2 separate regions of the Homo sapiens genome follow, and region 1 is linked to region 2. Evidence: read pairs that join two places in POLR2A ChIA-PET (ENCODE). Cell type or tissue: B cell. All regions are shown on one strand. Each heading gives the region's core, and the rest is flanking DNA. Links, peaks and the distances in the headings are about the cores only.

Region 1 (11,239 bases), core at 1-8,000, 78 kb after region 2:
TAAGGTTGGGGGAAGAGTGCTGAGCCAGAGCTGGGACCCGTGGCTGAAGTGCCCATTTCCCTGTGACCAGGCCAGGATCTGTGGTGGTACAATTGACTCTGGCCTTCCGAGAAGGTACCATCAATGTCCACGACGTGGAGACACAGTTCAATCAGTATAAAACGGAAGCAGCCTCTCGATATAACCTGACGATCTCAGACGTCAGCGGTGAGGCTACTTCCCTGGCTGCAGCCCAGCACCATGCCGGGGCCCCTCTCCTTCCAGTGTCTGGGTCCCCGCTCTTTCCTTAGTGCTGGCAGCGGGAGGGGCGCCTCCTCTGGGAGACTGCCCTGACCACTGCTTTTCCTTTTAGTGAGTGATGTGCCATTTCCTTTCTCTGCCCAGTCTGGGGCTGGGGTGCCAGGCTGGGGCATCGCGCTGCTGGTGCTGGTCTGTGTTCTGGTTGCGCTGGCCATTGTCTATCTCATTGCCTTGGTGAGTGCAGTCCCTGGCCCTGATCAGAGCCCCCCGGTAGAAGGCACTCCATGGCCTGCCATAACCTCCTATCTCCCCAGGCTGTCTGTCAGTGCCGCCGAAAGAACTACGGGCAGCTGGACATCTTTCCAGCCCGGGATACCTACCATCCTATGAGCGAGTACCCCACCTACCACACCCATGGGCGCTATGTGCCCCCTAGCAGTACCGATCGTAGCCCCTATGAGAAGGTGAGATTGGGCCCCACAGGCCAGGGGAAGCAGAGGGTTTGGCTGGGCAAGGATTCTGAAGGGGGTACTTGGAAAACCCAAAGAGCTTGGAAGAGGTGAGAAGTGGCGTGAAGTGAGCAGGGGAGGGCCTGGCAAGGATGAGGGGCAGAGGTCAGAGGAGTTTTGGGGGACAGGCCTGGGAGGAGACTATGGAAGAAAGGGGCCCTCAAGAGGGAGTGGCCCCACTGCCAGAATTCCTAAAAGATCATTGGCCGTCCACATTCATGCTGGCTGGCGCTGGCTGAACTGGTGCCACCGTGGCAGTTTTGTTTTGTTTTGCTTTTTTGCACCCAGAGGCAAAATGGGTGGAGCACTATGCCCAGGGGAGCCCTTCCCGAGGAGTCCCAGGGGTGAGCCTCTGTGCCCCTAATCATCTCCTAGGAATGGAGGGTAGACCGAGAAAGGCTGGCATAGGGGGAGGTTTCCCAGGTAGAAGAAGAAGTGTCAGCAGACCAGGTGAGCGTGGGTGCCAGTGGGGTTCTTGGGAGCTTCAAGGAAGCAAGGAACGCTCCCTCCTTCCTCTCCTGGTCTTTCTCTATGGGACCTAGTAAATAATTACTGCAGCCACCTGAGGCTGGAAAACCACTCCAGGTGGGGGAGGAGAGAGTTTAGTTTTCTTGCTCCTATTTTCCTCCTCCTGGAGACCTCCCTCTCTCGGCTTTACAAAGACACAGATACACCCCGCCCCCCAAAACACACACACACACACACACACACCTCCTTAGGCTGGAACAGCAGAGAATGGAGGGACAAGGGGGCTGATTAGAGCCAAGAAGAGGGAGTGAAGGAGAGCAGAGGGAGGAGGGCAGCCCTGTTTACAGTCACCTGGCTGGTGGGGTGGCAGGTGCTCTCTCTGAATTAACCCTTTGAGAGCTGGCCAGGACTCTGGACTGATTACCCCAGCCTGGGGTGGCATCCAGGGGCTCTAGGAGGTACCTTTTGCTCCTCACCCTGGATCTCTTTTCCTTCCACCCAGGTTTCTGCAGGTAATGGTGGCAGCAGCCTCTCTTACACAAACCCAGCAGTGGCAGCCACTTCTGCCAACTTGTAGGGGCACGTCGCCCGCTGAGCTGAGTGGCCAGCCAGTGCCATTCCACTCCACTCAGGTTCTTCAGGGCCAGAGCCCCTGCACCCTGTTTGGGCTGGTGAGCTGGGAGTTCAGGTGGGCTGCTCACAGCCTCCTTCAGAGGCCCCACCAATTTCTCGGACACTTCTCAGTGTGTGGAAGCTCATGTGGGCCCCTGAGGGCTCATGCCTGGGAAGTGTTGTGGTGGGGGCTCCCAGGAGGACTGGCCCAGAGAGCCCTGAGATAGCGGGGATCCTGAACTGGACTGAATAAAACGTGGTCTCCCACTGCGCCAACTTCTGATCTTTCATCTGTGACCCGTGGGCAGCAGGGCGGTCAGAATGTGTGTGAGGGGGCTGGGGGAGGAGACAGGGAGGCCAGGAGGCAGTAAGGAGCGAGTTTGTTTGAGAAGCAGGAGATGTGAGGAGGAGGTGACATTGGGGAGTAGGGGTGGCCTGAGGAGCCACCTCTGGCTAACCCTGGCAGCACAAGAGGAAGGAGGAAACGAAACCCAGGCGGGCTTTGGAGGGCTAGCGTGACTGGGCTCCGTGACTGAGCTCTGTGTGCCAGTGGCTCTCCCCTCTCCTCGCCTGGCCCACGCCCTCCTTGCCCCCTGGCATGGTGCCCCCCAGGTGGCTCTATTCTTAGCTGTCCGGGTGTGAAGTAAATCCTTGGGCAGTGATAACAGCCCAGAGTCAACAGGGTTGAGATAAGCAGAGGCTGGGTCAGATCCGGGCGCTGGCACCAGGCCCAGCCCCCTCCCTGACCCCGGCTGCCCCACCAGCCTGCTGCCCCTGGGGTGGGCTCCACAACACCCTGGGAATGGGGAAGTGGTTCTGGTTCCCTGACCCCTTTGGGCCCAGGCACGTTGCCTGTCCCTCGACCGCATTCCCCCAGGGCCTGTGCTGCAGGCCTGGAAGCCCTGATTGGGGCCTGCCACCAGCAGCCAGAGAGCTATGTTCCCTGGCAGCTGTGATGCGCTCAGGCCGGGCCAGGACACGTGTGGCAGGAGGCTTAGAGCACCTGGCCTGGGGCCTTCCTCTCTCAGGCACCAGATCCATTGGTTGCTCCTGCCTAGAACCACAGCCTAGCACCCTGCTCCCTCCCGCCTACCACACCCAGCACAGAAACTCACAGGAATGATTGCGCTCAGGGAAGGCAGAGATGTGCCTGGCATCACAGTTTATTGTTTATAAACCATGACAATAACAGCTGTTGCTCAGCACAGGCCTAGCAGAGCCCACTGCAGGGGGACGGCAGCGGGCACCAGAGGCCTTGCCTGGCCCAACCCAATGGGAACACCCAGACTCAGCTGGGTCCCCAAGGGAGACTTGGCACATTGGCATGGGTGTGGGACAGGTAAAGCATGCAAGAGGGAGAAGAGGGACATAAGGGGCATGCGGCTGCGGGGTGTTGGGACCCAAATAAATAAAGCAGGATGACAGGGTCCCCTTCCCCTCACCAGGAATGCCTGGACAGCGTCCAGCCCCAAAGCCTGCCTGTCCCAAGGCTGTAGTTCAGCATCAACAGGGCAGGGAGCTTGGCAGGGCAAGGGCAGAGCTGGAGATCATGCCCAGTGTTCCAGGTGCCCTCCCTCCCAATCAGCCTGGGGGGCACAGGACAGGGATGGAGAAGGGGCTCTCTCCATGGCTTGGGTAACATGCCAAAGGCAGGTCATAGGGCAGACTCAGTGGGGGTGGGGGCCTGGCTAACAAGCAATGGAGAGAACGGGGGCCATCCAGAGAGGTGGGCAGAAGAGAGCCCCTGGGTCAAGAGAAAACTGTGGGAAGACAGACACGGGAGAAGGAGCAGGGCCACATGGTAGGAGAGTTTGGGGGAGAAGCTGCCAGGGGGTAACAACCGGGTGCCAAGAGGTTTGGGGGCCAGGGCCCAGGAGGACCCCAGGTCTGCATGAGGGGCCTGGAAGGCTCAGTCCAGCTTGGCGAAGCCCCCAATGGTGACTTTCCTCTCAGGCTTAGTGCCCACTGGCTCCTGGAGCTGTACTGCGCCACCCCCGATGAAGCAAAAGGCAGGGCACACAGGCCCTGAGCAGTCCAGGGGGCACTCCAAGAGCCCACGGAAGGAAACAGCATCCAGGAAGGAAACCCGGCCCCGCTCATAGTCCAGGCAGATGCCCAGGCGGGGTGGCAGGGGCACTGTGCAGCCGGCTGTGGGGCCATCCCTCCCTGTCAGCCCTGCGTTTGAGCTTGCCCCCGACCCCAGCAGGATCTTGCCCATGCCAATGGTTAGGAAAGCGAAGGGTGGCGACGCCTCCACTGTGGCATCCTCGGCACCGCTGTCGTGCCCGCTGTCCGGGTCGTACCTGCAGAAGCGGGTGTTGGGGACGAGATTGTTGAGGGATGGAGTGACGGATGAGGTACCAGAGGGAGACGCTGGAAGGATGGAATGTTAAGGAGCAAGAGGTTGAAGGGATGGATTTTGGGTGTTGAGAAGAAAACGCTGAAGAGGCAGGGGTTAGAGTATAGGGTCAGGGGTTTGGGTTTGGTGGAAAGAGAGCACTGAGAGGAAAGCACATTGGCAAGAGAGGGGCAGGCGGACAGGAAAGACATGGCATTGGTATAGCCCGCGGAAAGGCATTGAGAAAAATGGTCTTGGGGAAATCATGCTGGGGAGATGGTTCTGAGGATTAGAGGACATTGGAAGAATCCGAGATTAGTGACTAAGAAGAGAAAGGATGTTGGGAAGGTGGGTGTCGGGAGAGAGATGAGGGTGGATTGGTGTCACAAATGAAGGGTGTTAGAGGTATGCGGGGTTGGGGACAATGGGGTTTAGGAGGGGTTTGTGTTGGGGAGAAAGCATTTTGAAGAAATAAGGTGTTGGGGGATAGAGTGCTGGGGAGAAGGCTTAGGATGCAAAGCATTAGTGGGAGGGTGTTAAATAGGGAGTTGGGGCCAGGCACAGTGGCTCACGCCTGTAATCCCAGCACTTTGGGAGGCCAAGGTGGGCGGATCACGAGGTCAGGAGATTGAGACCATCCTGGCTAACACGGTGAAAGCCCGTCTCTACTAAAAATACAAAAAATTAGCTGGGCATGGTGGCGGGTGCCTGTAGTCCCAGCTACTCGGGAGGCTGAGGCAGGAGAATGGTGTGAACCCGGGAGGTGGAGCTTGCAGTGAGCGGAGATCGCGCCGCTAGACTCCAGCCTGAGCGACAGAGCGAGACTCCATTTCAAAAAAAAAAAAAAACAGGGAGTTGGGGAGAGGAGGGTTATGGAGGTGGGATGTTTAAGGGAAGAATTTTTTTTTTTTTTTTTTTGAGAAGGAGTTTTGCTTTTGTCGCCCAGGCTGCAGTGCAATGACACAATCTTGGCTCACCGCAACCTCCACCTCCCGGGTTCAAGTGATTCTCCTGCCTCAGCCTCACGAGTAGCCGGGGTTACAGGCATGCGCTACCACGCCCAGCTATTTTTTTTGTATTTTTAGTAGAGATGGGGTCACTCCATGTTGGTCAAGCTGGTCTCGAACTCTCGACCTCCAGTGATTTGCCTGCCTCAGCCTCCCAAAGTGCTGGGATTACAGGCGTGAGCCACCGCATCCGGCTAAGGGAAGAATTTTAAGATACGGGTGAAGGAGGTCTTGGAGAGCAAAGGTTTTATGGAGAAGGTATGTTGGAAATGGAGTGTTAGGAAGAAAGGACACAGATGCTTGGAGAGATGGTGTGTTGATCCAGAGTGACAGATGGTTGGAAGGAAGCAGAGATGGCTCCCTCTTCTATCATCCCTTTCCCTGACCACACGACATGCTCTGAAAATCAGTCCTCAAAAGCCCTTTTGCTGAGCCCATGCGTCTCCTGGACACAGGCCTCCCAGCCTGGCTTCCAGGCTCCTACTACTTCCTCCTAATCCCCTCCCAGCCCCACCCTAGCAAGTCTGTGCTCCACTTGCCACCCCTTCTGTGCCCCTCACTCCCACCAGGACCCCCACACCCCATCCCTTCCAGAGGGGTCTGACCTGGGGCTGATCACATCGGGGGCACCCTGGAAACTTTCTTGAAGCTTGCTCTCCAGCCCGACGCCCACCTTGACCAAGTAGGAGGCTGGGTCTACGGCGCAGGCCCAGTAGCTGCGGCCCTGGGTCACAGCCACGTCGCCCAGGACCACATCCACACTCAGGTGGCAGCCGGTCAGCAGCCGGTCAGCAGCCAGCAGCAGGGGCAGCCCTGGAACACTCCGTACTGCTCGCTGGTCCTTGCTGATAGCCAGCCGCTCTCGGCTTGCGCCCCAGCGGCTATCGAGGAAGAAGTGCAGGACTGGAAGGAGGGAGAGGGTTGAGATGGAGCAAGAACTTCAGGGACAAACACTGGCACTGGGGGCTGTGAGACTGCAGAACAGGGAACGCGTTGCAAGGGGGTTCAGTCACCAGGAACAGGCAGGGGGTTCAGGAGAACAGGACATGGGAAACTGGAATGGGGGGCATGAGGAAAAAAGAAGGGGGCATTCCAAATGGGCGTGGGACCCCAGAGAGTTTTTGTGATGGCAGTGGGCACAGAAGTCAGTGCTCCGGACCTGGCTGACTCATGGGGCTCCCTCGAACCCCTTACTTGTGGCCAGCCCCATGGACAGTTCCCACTATTCTGTTCCACCTGGTGACATTCCCATCACCATCAATCTGTGCCTTCCAGCCCATACTCTGGGTTCACACCTGGCCCTTATACCCAGCCCCTATTTGGGTGGCAAGGCTTCCCTCTTATGCCCACCCCCTGGAGTCCGAACTATTTTCTAGTCACTTTAGTAACATTCTTGAGCCCTAACCATGAGCCGGACACTGTACTCAGACTCCCATTGATCGTCTCAAACCAGTTGAATTCTTGCAACTCTATGAGGTAAGCATTATCATTTTTTAAAAATATATATATGTTTTTGAGACGGAGTCTCACACTGTTCCCCAGGCTGGAGTGCAGTGGCGCAATCTTGGCTCACTGCAACCCCTGCCTCCCAGGTTCAAGCCATTCTCCTGCCTCAGCCTTCCAAGTAGCTGGGATTACAGGCGCCTGCAACCACACCCAGCTAATTATTTTCATTTTCATTTTTAGTAGAGACGGGGTTTCACTATGTTGGCCAGGCTGGTCTTGAACGCCTGACCTCGTGATCCATCCACCTCGGCCTCCCAAAGTGCTGGGATTACAGGCGTGAGCCACTGTGCCCAGCCAAAAATAATTTATTTTTTACGTATTTTATTTACTTATTTATTGAGACAGAGTTTCACTCTTGTTGCTCAGGCTGAAGTGCAATGGCGCGATCTCGGCTCACCGCAACCTCCGCCTCCTGGGTTCAAGCAATTCTCCTGCCTCAGCCTCCCAAGTAGCTGGGATTACAGGCATGCGCCACCACACCCAGCTAATGTTGTATTTTTAGTAGAGATGGGGTTTCTCCATGTTGGTCAGGCTGGTCTCAAACTCCCAACCTCAGGGGATCCACCCACCTTGGCCTCCCAAAGTGCTGGGATTACAGGTGTGAGCCACCTTGCCTGGCCTTTATTTATTTATTTATTTATTTATTTTTCCGAGACGTCGGAGTCTTGCTCTGTTGTCCAGGCTGGAGTCCAGTGGCGCGATCTCAGCTCACTGCAACCTCCGCCTCCCAGGTTCAAGCGATTCTCCTACCTCAGCCTCCCGAGTAGCTGGAATTGTAGGCACGCACCACCACGCCTGGCTAAGTTTTGTATTCCTAGTAGAGACGGGGTTTCACCATGTTGGCCAGGCTGGTCTCAAACTCTTGACCTTGTGATCCGCCCGCCTCGGCCTCCCAAAGTGCTGGGATTACAGGCATGAGCTACCTCGCCTGGCCTATTTATTTTTTTAGAGATCGGGTCTCGCTGTGTTGGCCAGGTTGGTCTTGAACTCCTGGCCTCAAGCAATCCTCCCTCCTTGGCCTCCCAAAGTGCTAGGATTACAGGCATGAGCCGCTGCACCTGGCCAGTATTATCGTTATCCCTACAGAAAAGGACTCTGAAGTTCAGAGAGGGTAAAAACTTGCCAGAAGCCACCCACACAGTTGGCAAGAGGCAGAGCTGGGATTTGAACCCAAGCAGTCTAGCTCCAGAGCTAGTGTGTGTGAGACCTACTATGTTATATGGCCTCTCTAGCGGCCACCGGAACCAACCGTCAGGGCCTAGGCCCTGGCATACCCCATGCCCTTTGCACGACCACCTGTGCCTGCCCACTCACCAGGTGCCGGGGGCGTGTGCAGGTGCACATCTTCACTGTATTCGCCGTAGCCGGCCTTGTTGCAGCCGCGGACACGCAGCACATACACAGAGCCCGTGTCGGGGTTCTCAAGCAGGGCACTGGTGCCCCTCACCTCCTCCCGCCGCTGCCAGCGGGTGGGGCCTGGCTGAGCAGGCACATCCGTGCGCCGGAACTCAACGGTATAGTGCCAGGCAGGTGGTGAATGGGGGGGCAGCCGCCAGCACAGGAAGATCTGATCATAGGCAAAGGTGCGCTGGGTGTCAATGACGGGGGCCTCAGGCACTGTTGGAAGAGACAGCGGGTGTCAGTCAGGGCCTGGCCACTGGCCTGGCATGGAGGGCAGGGGCAGGCAGGAAAAGGGAAAGCAGCGGGAGCCGGGGGGGTGAGTGTGGGTGAGAGGGAGCTGGGGAAGGGCTCATCTGGGAACTGGGCACAGGAGGGGTAGGGCAGGGCCCAAGAGAGAACGAGGCAGGAAAGCGCTGGGCTGGGGGTCAGGACACCTGTGTGCTAGTTCTGGGCTGCTGCTACCTCACTCTGGCCTGGAATAAGTCACTTCCCCTTTCTGGGCCTCAGTTTCCTCCCCTGTCAAATGAGGGTATCAGATCAGGTAAGTTCTGGGGGCCCTTGCAGCTCAGTTATTCTATGAATTAAGAGGAGCCCCAGGGAGGGGCAGGCAAAGGCCACTGGAGCCCACAGGCAAGAGGGCGCTGAGCAGGAAGGAAGGGGACCAGGCTCAGAAGAGAGATTTAGGAGGCAGCGAGGTGGAAAGTGGGGACAACAGAGGGACAGCAAAAGCTGAGGGCAGGGGTTGGAGGTCAAGGGAAAGGAAGTGCAAGGCCAGAGGGCAAGGGTCACAAGGACAAAAGGTCAGAAGGGCCAGGATTACGCAAGCGCCTGAAGAAGGCAGAAGGGAGACAGGGCATTGGTCCAGTGGGAGGACCACGAGGTCGGGGCAAGGCAGGAAAGAGAAGGAAGCAATGAGTGGTTGGCTGAGATGCGTGGGAGCAGCGGGGTGGGAAGGGGGCCCGGCGGCGGGCAGGGCCCCCGGGGCAGGGCCGCTGACTTGCCTGGGGTGCTCCGGAGCAGAGTCCGCGGTGGCCACAGCCTACAAACAAAGAGAGGGAGAAGCAGCGCTGAGCGCGGTAGGACGGTGTGGCAGGGTGGGCTGGGTGGGAGGAATGGCTGGCCAGGCCGGGCAGGAGGCCGGGGAGGTCCCCGGTAGGCACTGCCCCCCGGGCCCGCTGCTGGGGAGGAAGGGAAGAAGGCTCTGGTTGGGCATGGGGCCTGGCCATCTCCTTACCTCGCAGGAAGTTAAGCTCTGTCAGCAGCTTCATCTCACGTCCCACGTCGAGCTGGCAATGGCGGAAGGAGGAGCTGGCAGCTGGCCGGAATGTCTGGAGGGCTTCAGTGGCTCGGGCAATCCTGGGATGGGGGCAAGAAAGGGTCAGGCACTGCCATGTGGGCAGTCTCCCTTCCCCTCAATTCTGTCTTGCTTGCCCCTAGAGCCTTGGGAACTGCTTTGGGAGCTGGTATCAGTTTGGCCTCATGAGAATCCTTAGAATGCCAGTTCTCCACCTGGCAGTACTGTAGACATTGTCCTAGATGTTGGTCACATCCATGATGTCCCTGCCCCCCTAGGAGCCCATGCCCCTGAGTACCTGTTGTGCAGCTGCTTGGCGGCTTGCACAAAGCAAGGCTGGTCTGTTTCCTTAAGTACTTCCTGGGCATAGCCCACCAGACCTGAGCCATCCAGCAGGCTCCGGTGCTCCTGGATCTGGGCGCTGAGACGGGCCAGCCGCTCCTGCTGGCATTCTTCAATGGCCTGAAGCAGTGATGCCCGCTTCTCCTCCAGCACAGCCCCCAGCCCCCGCACCAGCTGCGACACCTCCTCCTTGGCCTGCTGACCACTCACCTGCCCAGGGAGCAACACCCAAAGGATGCGTGACTTACTATCTTCTTTTTGGAGGCAGCACTTGTGCTGGCCTCCTTGGATGCCACAGCATGGCTAAGGTCACAAGGGATCTGGGGAAATCCTACTCACCCATTCCTACAGGGCCTGGGCTCATGGCTGCAAAGGCACCTCTAGATGGACTCAACTCCTGGTCATTTGTGCCAACCTTCCCGGAACCCCACATCATAATCTCTGCCCCTTAGTGACTCATCCAAATGAACGAGGCCATGGCTACCCTAATGTCCACTTGGACTGCACTAATTAATGTCCACTGGCATCTATGCCATCCTTAGTTGTCCATCCCCATGTCAGCCAGCTCAAGCAACCTGGCAGAAGGTATCAGTCATCACCTCACTCTAGCACTGGGAATGCGTGACATCCTCGGTAGGCACCTGAGCCTGAGAGCATCTGAGCTACGCGTGGGGTTTTTTGAGCTATGCATGGGGTTTTTCGAGCACTCTCCTGAGCTATAGCCACCCTGCCCCCTCCTGCAGCCCAGGTACAGCCTGGCCTGGGGCACTGGTGTTCCTGCAAACCTGGTTTAACCAGAACCTGGACACCTCACGGGCTTCCTGAGCTAGCAACAAGGTGATTGGGTCATGATCACCCACACCCCCTTCCTGCCCCTACTCCCAGGCAGGGCCCAGGGCCTACCTCTGTGCCCTCCCTCACCTCGGTGTGCCTCACGGCCTCCTCCAGCTCACAGATCTGGGTCTGTACCGTGTCCTGGTTTCCCAGGATGTATGTCAGGCTCTTTGTCAGCTTGTCCTGAGGGGGAAGAAAGAGGTGGGCATCAAGCCCAGCTCTGCAGAAGCCAGCAGTTGGGAGGAGGTGCAAGAGGGTAAGAGTGTGAGTTAGCACTAGGGTTGGATAAGGGGGGTCCTTACCTTGAGGGCCTGGTAGGCACTGAGCACTGGTGTGATCTTGTGCCCGCTGTGGGTGCGCCGCACCCGGCAGAGTTGACATACCAGGCGTTGGCATGTCTTGCAGTAGTGGGTCACCTCTTCCTTGTGGTCTGGGCACATAAGGCCCTAGGGACACAAAGAACAATGTGATGGTCAGACAATGGTGTGGGTAAGGGTGCTATGCTACCACTACAGCAGTTTGGTGCCCTCCTCCACTGGCAAGATGGGAGTGGAGACATCCGCTGGTGGTGCTCCACAGTGCCACCTGGTGGTACATACTGGCATCAAAGAGCCTTTCCTGCAGTCTCCGGGCGGTGCCCATTTCACCAGCATTGCACCTCCCTTCATCTCTCTCATTGGGATATATG
Region 2 (8,000 bases), core at 1-8,000:
AGAGTGAAAGTTTTTAAGGTTCTTGGTTTGGACTTTATTTATTTATTTATTTATTTATTTATTTATTTATTTGAGACAGAGTCTCACTCTGTTGCCCAGACTGATGTGCAGTGGCATAATCTCGGCTCACTGCAACCTCTACCTCCCAGGTTTAAGTGATTCTCCTGCCTCAGCCTCTGGAGTAGCTGGGATTACAGGCACCCGCCACCACGCCTGGCTAGTTTTTGTGTTTTTAGTAGAGATGGGGTTTTGCCATGTTGGCCAGGCTGGTCTCGAACCCCTAACCTCAGGTGATCTGCCTGTCTCGGGCTCCCAGAATGCTGGGATTACGGGTGTGAGCCACAGTGCCTGGCCCGGACTTCTTTTTTGAGATGTGTATTTCTGTGAGGTAGGAAAGCTCGGCTCCTTTGACTAACTGGAGATAATGGAGATCTCAGACCTAAAGAAGCTCTCCCTCCTTTGACCCCTTTGCTACATGTTACATATTTTTAGAGAAACTCCTTTGCTACATGTTACATTTTTTCAGAAAAACCCATTTGCTACATGTTACATTTTTTCAGAAAAACCCATTTGCTACATGTTACATGTTTTCAGAATAACTATATATCTGGCACTTGAGTGTAGTCTTCAGATGCTTACAGATGTGCACGCTGTTCTATAATCATTTCTTAATCCTTTTGCTCCCCTACTTCTAAAAGTATTATGCTGGATGTGGTGGAAGCTGTAAAACAGGAATTTCCCAGGGCTTGTAAGGCCAGGCAGGAGATCACAGTACCTTTTTTAAGGCTCAGAAGCAATGTAGAGAATACTGGTGGAATCTCAGTCTGGGTGCAGAGGTTCATCCTCTTTCTCCTCTGCTCCTAGAAGCGAGATGAGCGCAGTGTGAAGAGCACAGCTGTGCGGGTGGTAGACTTTGGCAGTGCCACCTTTGACCATGAGCACCATAGCACCATTGTCTCCACTCGCCATTACCGAGCACCAGAAGTCATCCTTGGTAAGGGAGGGCAAGGCTGTCCAAGTGTGTGAGATGATGTGAGGGTGGGGCCACCTAAGCCTCATAACACCTTTTCCCTCCCATTCTCACCCAGAGTTGGGCTGGTCACAGCCTTGTGATGTGTGGAGTATAGGCTGCATCATCTTTGAATACTATGTGGGATTCACCCTCTTCCAGGTAAGTGATGGGATGTCTTACTTGACTGCCTGGCATTCTTCTACCTGGTTCCTTTGTTTTCTGCTGAGGACCTGCCTACTCAGTTCTCCACATTGCCTGCCTTCCTGGCAGCTGATCCTTAGCATGCCCTTTTCAGTCCCATGCTCAGTTCTGTTTTTGTTTCCCAGACCCATGACAACAGAGAGCATCTAGCCATGATGGAAAGGATCTTGGGTCCTATCCCTTCCCGGATGATCCGAAAGACAAGGTGAACCTTGAGGGGGCACTAGTTAACTCTTTTCCTTTTCTCTCCACAGAATTGGTCTATTTCACATCATTTTCTTTTTTCTTTGATACCTCCTCTCCCCCCAGTTACTTTCAGATGGGGAAATAAGGGAATTGTAACAAGGGTGACCTTCTGATTCCTCAACCTCCCCTTCCCCTCTAGAAAGCAGAAATATTTTTACCGGGGTCGCCTGGATTGGGATGAGAACACATCAGCTGGGCGCTATGTTCGTGAGAACTGCAAACCGCTGCGGGTGAGCTGGGCTCGGGATAAATAGTGCCCACCGTCCAGAAGTCACTTCCTTCTTAGGGTGGTTTGCCCCCTGGAATGCTCTTCACAAGCAGAGGGTTAGGAAAGGAGGGGAGGAAAGCTGAAAGAAGACATCTTTGGTCAACAGAGGAAACATAAGAGGGAGTGGTTTTGTGGAGGGAAGGAGGTTAGACAGCCTAACCTTGAGACAACCAGAGATCAAAGCAATGTCCTGGATTCTTTAGGTCAGACAGAAAAGAATAAACTACCTTTGAAGAGCTTACATTTTAATGAGGAACTAAAGAAGATTCATGAAGTTGACAAGGATATACAAGTAGAAAGAACTTTCAAAGATTATGGAGTAATTGTGCTAGTGGGAAGGTAGGTTGAGCTATAATATCAGAAACGTTGGTCCTGGTGTGGTCGTGGTTAGGTAGCCTTCAAATTGGTTGCAAGCAGAGCCTTGGTTCTCCAAGAATGAAAGGTAGGGTCTTGAAGAAGGCAGGGTTTGTAAGGCATCCTGCCTCACCTTTTTCCTGCCCTCCTCCACCAGCGGTATCTGACCTCAGAGGCAGAGGAACACCACCAGCTCTTCGATCTGATTGAAAGCATGCTAGAGTATGAACCAGCTAAGCGGCTGACCTTGGGTGAAGCCCTTCAGCATCCTTTCTTCGCCCGCCTTCGGGCTGAGCCGCCCAACAAGTTGTGGGACTCCAGTCGGGATATCAGTCGGTGACGATCAGGCCCTGGGCCCCCCTGCATCTTTTATAGCAGTGGGTGTCCAGTCCAGGACACTGGTGCTTTTTTATACAAGAGAACGAGCCAGAGTTCACTCCTTCCTCCTGGCTCTCTATATACCTGTGAATATGTGAAATAGTGTAAATATGAAAGAACTTGTACCTATCACTTCAACCCCTGCCTTGTACATAATACTATTCCATCCACACAGTTTCCACCCTCACCTGCCCCCTCATACGGAGTTGGATGGGGGCCGAGTGAGGTAACCAGGTGGCATCTACCCCATGTTTTATAAGGAATTTTGTACAGTCTTTGTGAAATAAAATAACGTGCTTCATTTGACCCCCATCCCTGGAGTTGGAGGTTTGGGAATGCTGGGGTGGAGGGATGAAACTATTGGCAAACTTTCTGAGTTTGGGTATGAAGGGAGTCCTCCTTACCCTCCAAAATGAAGCACAGCCAGGCTACCAGTTTATTTCCCCTGTCCACCTTATCATATGGGAGGGTAGTGATGGGTGGGGCAGCATTTCTTTCAGATTAAAACAGAGAAGTGTTATGAGGTGGCACTTCTCGGATGTGGAATTATGAGAGTTGGGAAAGATCTGACTCCTAGAGTCATTAGGCCGCGGCCCAGTATAGAGCCAGAAACTCAGGTTGAAAACGTGCTCAACCTGGCTCCTAGGGGGGATTGCCACGACCGGTCAGAAGGCTCCCGTCGTCCATCTCGGGAGACTAGGAAGGCCGGATTCCTACGCGAGGCCTGCTGGGAAGTGTAGTTCGTTAGTGGAAGGAAGTCACATGGAAGAGGGGCGGTAGTTGGTTGTGGGCACTGGGTTAGAGGTATCACGTGGGGGCACTTTCGTCTTAGCTTTTGGACAAGACGCAGGCGCAACCCACGGCTGCTGCGGGGATCCTTGTGGCCCTTCCGGTCGGTGGAACCAATCCGTGCACAGAGAAGCGGGGCGAACTGAGGCGAGTGAAGTGGACTCTGAGGGCTACCGCTACCGCCACTGCTGCGGCAGGGGCGTGGAGGGCAGAGGGCCGCGGAGGCCGCAGTTGCAAACATGGCTCAGAGCAGAGACGGCGGAAACCCGTTCGCCGAGCCCAGCGAGCTTGACAACCCCTTTCAGGTGACTTGCGCCAGTCGGCCTCTTTTGGGCGGTCAGGTTGATTCTTCCCGGTTCTGTAGGGTCGGGCTAACTTGTATCCCCATTTGTGACATTTGATCCTGGGAAGAGCCGCCACGTGGGGTGACAGTGACTCCAGACCAGTGAGCACTCTGGGGGGCGGGCCCTGCCCCTTAATGGGCTGGTGCTGGCAGTGTTGGATGATGGATTTGAGGTAAATGTTGTCCCAGTCCTGGGACAACGGCGTGGCCCCGAAGGTGCAGTACTTGGAGCCACAGGCAGTTTGGGAATGGTCCCTGGGAATTCCCCTAGGTGGCACTGGGTGCCAGCTGAGACCCGGGTCTCTGCCCTCAGGACCCAGCTGTGATCCAGCACCGACCCAGCCGGCAGTATGCCACGCTTGACGTCTACAACCCTTTTGAGACCCGGGAGGTGAGCTACTGGAGAGCATAGGAGTTCAAGGAAGGGAAGGGTTTGCCAGTGAGACAAGTTAGCTTGGGTACAGGGGACTTTTCTGCATGCACAGGAAGGAAGAGGCACTGTGATCTTAGTTCCCTGAGAGAGGCTAGTCAGCCATGGGATGCCTCATCCTTCTAGGGCCACCAGGGCCACCAACCCAAATGGTTTGAGCTCTAAAAGTCAGTCCTGGGAAGATCTGGAGGCTGGCAAGGCCTTAACCAATGTTCTGTATGGGAAGGCTTTCTTGAAGAAAATAAAGGTTGGGGCTGGTTGGAGTTTAGGTTAGGTGTGCAGTTTGAAAGCAAGGAATGAGGAGGACTACACCTGTTTGTCCCACTGGATTAGAAGATGGTGAGTTGTAAGAATTTAAGGGGTTTTCATGGTACTTAAAACTTAAAAAAAAAAGCCAAGCATGGTGTGCATGCCTGTAATCCCACTTGGGAGGCTGAGGTGGGAGGATTGCTTGAGCCCAGGAATTTGATGGAGACCATCCTGGGCAACAGCGAGACCCCCATCTCTTGAAACGTTTTAAAAATTGGCTAGGTGTAGTGGCACATGCCTGTAGTCCTTGCTACTTGGGAGGCTGGGATGGAAAGACTGCTTGGGCCCAGGAGTTTGAGGCTTCGATGAGTGATGATTGCACCACTGCACTCCAGCCTGGGTGGCAGAGAGACAACCCCACACTCCATCCCCAGAAGAAAAGAAAAAAAAAAAACACAGTTAAGTGGGGAGATATGGTAAATGAGTGATTTGAGTCCTCACTAAGGAATTGGATATGAGGGATGATAAGGCTGCTACAGGTCATCATAGAGTTCTCTGACAGAAATTCAACAGAAGAACTAGCTTCCTAACAAATGGGGGAAAGGCTGCTTCCTTACATCATGAGTTCTGGGTCTAAAGGTATTCAAGCAGACTCTAGATTCCTGTGTTATGAGGGACTAGATGATCACTAAGGTCTTTTCCTCAACAGCCACCACCAGCCTATGAGCCTCCAGCCCCTGCCCCATTGCCTCCACCCTCAGCTCCCTCCTTGCAGCCCTCGAGAAAGCTCAGCCCCACAGAACCTAAGAACTATGGCTCATACAGCACTCAGGTACAGGAGGTGTGCAGGTGAGGGCTGGGGAGAAGGGCCAGTCCTGGGGCCCAGGGCTCACATCTCCGTCTGCTCACACTGGGCAGGCCTCAGCTGCAGCAGCCACAGCTGAGCTGCTGAAGAAACAGGAGGAGCTCAACCGGAAGGCAGAGGAGTTGGACCGAAGGGAGCGAGAGCTGCAGCATGCTGCCCTGGGGGGCACAGCTAGTAAGTAATAGAGTGGGGAAGAGCATCTGAGAGTTTGGGAGGAGCAAAAACAGGTCTTAAGGGCCTGGGCTCGGCTGGGTGCGGTGGCTCACACCTATAATCCCAGCACTTTGGGAGGCTGAGGTGGGCGGATCACGAGGTCAAGAGATCGAGACCATCCTAGCCAACATGGTGAAACCCTGTATCTACTAAAAATACACACACACAAAAATTAGCTGGGCATGGTGGCGCGCACCTGTAGTCCCAGCTACTCGGGAGGCTGAGGCAGGAGAATCGCTTGAACCCGGGAGGTGGAGGTTGCAGTGAGCCGAGATAGCGCCACTGCACTCCAGCCTGGTGACAGAGTGAGACTCCATCTCAAAAAAAAAAAAAAACACAAACCTGGGCTCTGGAGTCAGACTGCTGAGTTTGAATTTTAGAGATACTGCTTACTAACCATGAGCTTTTAGGGAAGTTACTTAATCTTGAATGCCTCAGTTTCCCTATTTATAAAATGAAAACCACGTTTGCATCCGTTTGACAGGGTTGTTGTGAAGGTTAAACAAAATATATGTGAAGTACTTGGTACAGTGCTTAGATGTTTTAAATAATAATAAACAGTATTAATTTTTCCACTCTCACTTGTCTCCTTGGACCCCAAATTGGAGATAAAAGAGAGGATCCAGGGCTGGGTATGGTGCCTCACGCCTGTAATTCCAACACTTTGGGAGGCCGAGGCAGGCAGGTTGCTTGAGCTCAGGAGTTAGAGACCAACCTGGACAACATAGTGAGATCCTGCCTCCAAAACATTAATGAAAAAAATTAGCAGGGCATGATGGTACCTGTCTGTAGTCCTAGCTCCTCAAGAAGCTGAGGTGGACGGCCAGGCGCCGGGGCTCATGCCTGTAATCCCAGCACTCTGGGAGGCCAAGGCGGGTGGATCACCTGAGGTCAGGAGTTCAGGACCAGCCAACATGGTGAAACCCTGTCTCTACTAAAAATACAAAAATTAGCTGGGCGTGGTGGCATGTGCCCATAATCCCAGCTACTCAGGAGACTGAGGCAGGAGAATTACTTGAACCCGGGAGGCGGAGATTGCACTGAGCCAAGATCACACCACTGCACTCCAACCTGGGCAACAAGAGCGAAACTCTATCTCAGGAGAAAAAAAAAAAAAAAAAAAAGCTGAGGTGGGAGGGTTGCTTGAGCCCAGGAGGTTGAGGCTACAGTGAACCATGATCATACCACTACCTTCCAGCCTGAACAACAGAGACCCTATCTCAAAAAAAAAAAAAAAAAAAAAAGAGAGGATCCAGGGATGGAGAGAAGGGGGAGTGATTCCTTTGTTGGTCTCTGTTTTACTTCTGGGGTCCACCTGTTTTTTTGTGCCTTACAGCTCGACAGAACAATTGGCCCCCTCTACCTTCTTTTTGTCCAGTTCAGCCCTGCTTTTTCCAGGACATCTCCATGGAGATCCCCCAAGAATTTCAGAAGACTGTATCCACCATGTACTACCTCTGGATGTGTGAGTAGTGAGAAGCCTTTTGGAGGAAGTTACAGGTAGATCTCTTAACTGCCCTGGGGTCCGCTCACCAAGAACCAAACACTTCACCTCTATTTAGAACTCACCAGCCTGCTAGCAAATGTTCTTGCCCTCTCCCCACTTTTTATTGTCCATATGCAGGAATATATTTTGAATTCTTTAGATGTCTTTGGGCTGGGTGCAGTGGTATACGCCTGTAATCCCAGCACTTTGGGAAGCTGAGGTGGGTGGATAACCTGAGGTCAGAAGTTTGAGACTAGCCTGATCAACATGGAGAAACCCCATCTCTACTAAAAATACAAAATTACCTGGGCGTGGTGGCACATGCCTGTAATCCTAGCTACTCAGGAGGCTGAAGCAGGAGAATCACTTGAACCCGGGAAGTGGAGGTTGCAATGAGCCAAGATCATGCCATTGCACTCCAGCCTGGGCAACAAGAGCAAAACTCCATCTCAAAAAAAAAAAAAAAAAAAAAAAAAAAAAAAAAAAGGCCGGGCACGGTGGCTCACACCTGTAATCCCAGCACTTTGGGAGGCCCAGGTGGGCAGAACATGAGGTTAGGAGATCAAGACCATCCTGGCTAACACGGTGAAACCCCGTCTCTACTACAAATACAAAAAATTAGCCGGGCGTGGTGGCGGGTGCCTGTAGTCCCAGCTACTTAGGAGGCTGAGGTAGGAGAATGGGCGTGAACCCAGGAGGCAGAGCTTGCAGTGAGCCGAGATCCTGCCACTGCACTCCAGCCTGGGCGACAGAGCGAGATTCCATCTCAAAAAAAAAAAAAGAAAAAAAAAAATTAGCTGGGCGTGGTGGCGGGCGCCTGTAGTCCCAGCTACTCTGGAGGCTGAGGCAGGAGAATGGCGTGAACCGGGGAGGCGGAGCTTGCAGTAAGCTGAGATTGCGCCACTGCACTCCAGCCTGCGCGACAGAGCCAGACTCCGTCTCAAAAAAAAAAATGTCTTTGCAAGGGGATCACACATTATTGACATTTGCTTTCTCCATCTCCCCTGTTGAGGATTCCATGAAGGCAGCAGCTGCCTTCATTTCCTTACTCTGCCATGTTTGGTGAATATTATAGGATGAGCATAGATGGGAAGGAGCCTTCATTGCAGTCCAGAAGGGCTCCTCATCCTGTCCCTCTGCCCCTTAGGCAGCACGCTGGCTCTTCT

Evidence for each region. Peaks named below come from ENCODE experiments on the same cell type or tissue, not always from the same donor. Only the 100,000 strongest peaks of a DNase experiment are listed, where the experiment ranks them.
Region 1: POLR2A ChIA-PET joins it to region 2 with 10 read pairs; 18 of 35 experiments call an interaction of 5 or more read pairs at or near these places.

Annotation. Positions count from the first base shown.
Region 1 is chr1:155,176,690-155,187,928 of GRCh38, reverse strand. TRIM46 (tripartite motif containing 46) reads right to left here. Exons shown (of 10, transcript NM_025058.5): 4 at 10,854-10,997; 5 at 10,639-10,734; 6 at 9,674-9,927; 7 at 9,316-9,437; 8 at 7,995-8,297; 9 at 5,780-6,077; 10 at 2,959-4,132. The coding sequence ends at 3,739. It overlaps MUC1 (mucin 1, cell surface associated), which reads left to right. Exons shown (of 12, transcript NM_001371720.2): 9 at 71-207; 10 at 353-474; 11 at 555-704; 12 at 1,720-2,105. The coding sequence ends at 1,794. Among named protein-coding and RNA genes, the nearest start is that of TRIM46, 8.5 kb to the right of the region's middle. RefSeq lists an enhancer at 2,629-3,136. In B cell, for the core only: a CTCF peak has its summit at 2,131; a DNase peak (open chromatin) is centred at 2,318; H3K27ac peaks cover 897 bases.
Region 2 is chr1:155,257,639-155,265,638 of GRCh38, reverse strand. It overlaps SCAMP3 (secretory carrier membrane protein 3), which reads left to right and starts at 3,279. Exons shown (of 9, transcript NM_005698.4): 1 at 3,279-3,553; 2 at 3,905-3,982; 3 at 4,980-5,102; 4 at 5,189-5,309; 5 at 6,685-6,813; 6 at 7,982-8,000. The coding sequence starts at 3,488. CLK2 (CDC like kinase 2) reads left to right here. Exons shown (of 13, transcript NM_001294338.2): 9 at 865-994; 10 at 1,089-1,171; 11 at 1,339-1,418; 12 at 1,599-1,689; 13 at 2,239-2,771. The coding sequence ends at 2,421. In B cell, for the core only: no CTCF peak of the experiment used is centred there; a DNase peak (open chromatin) is centred at 3,238; H3K4me3 peaks cover 1,725 bases; H3K27ac peaks cover 2,220 bases.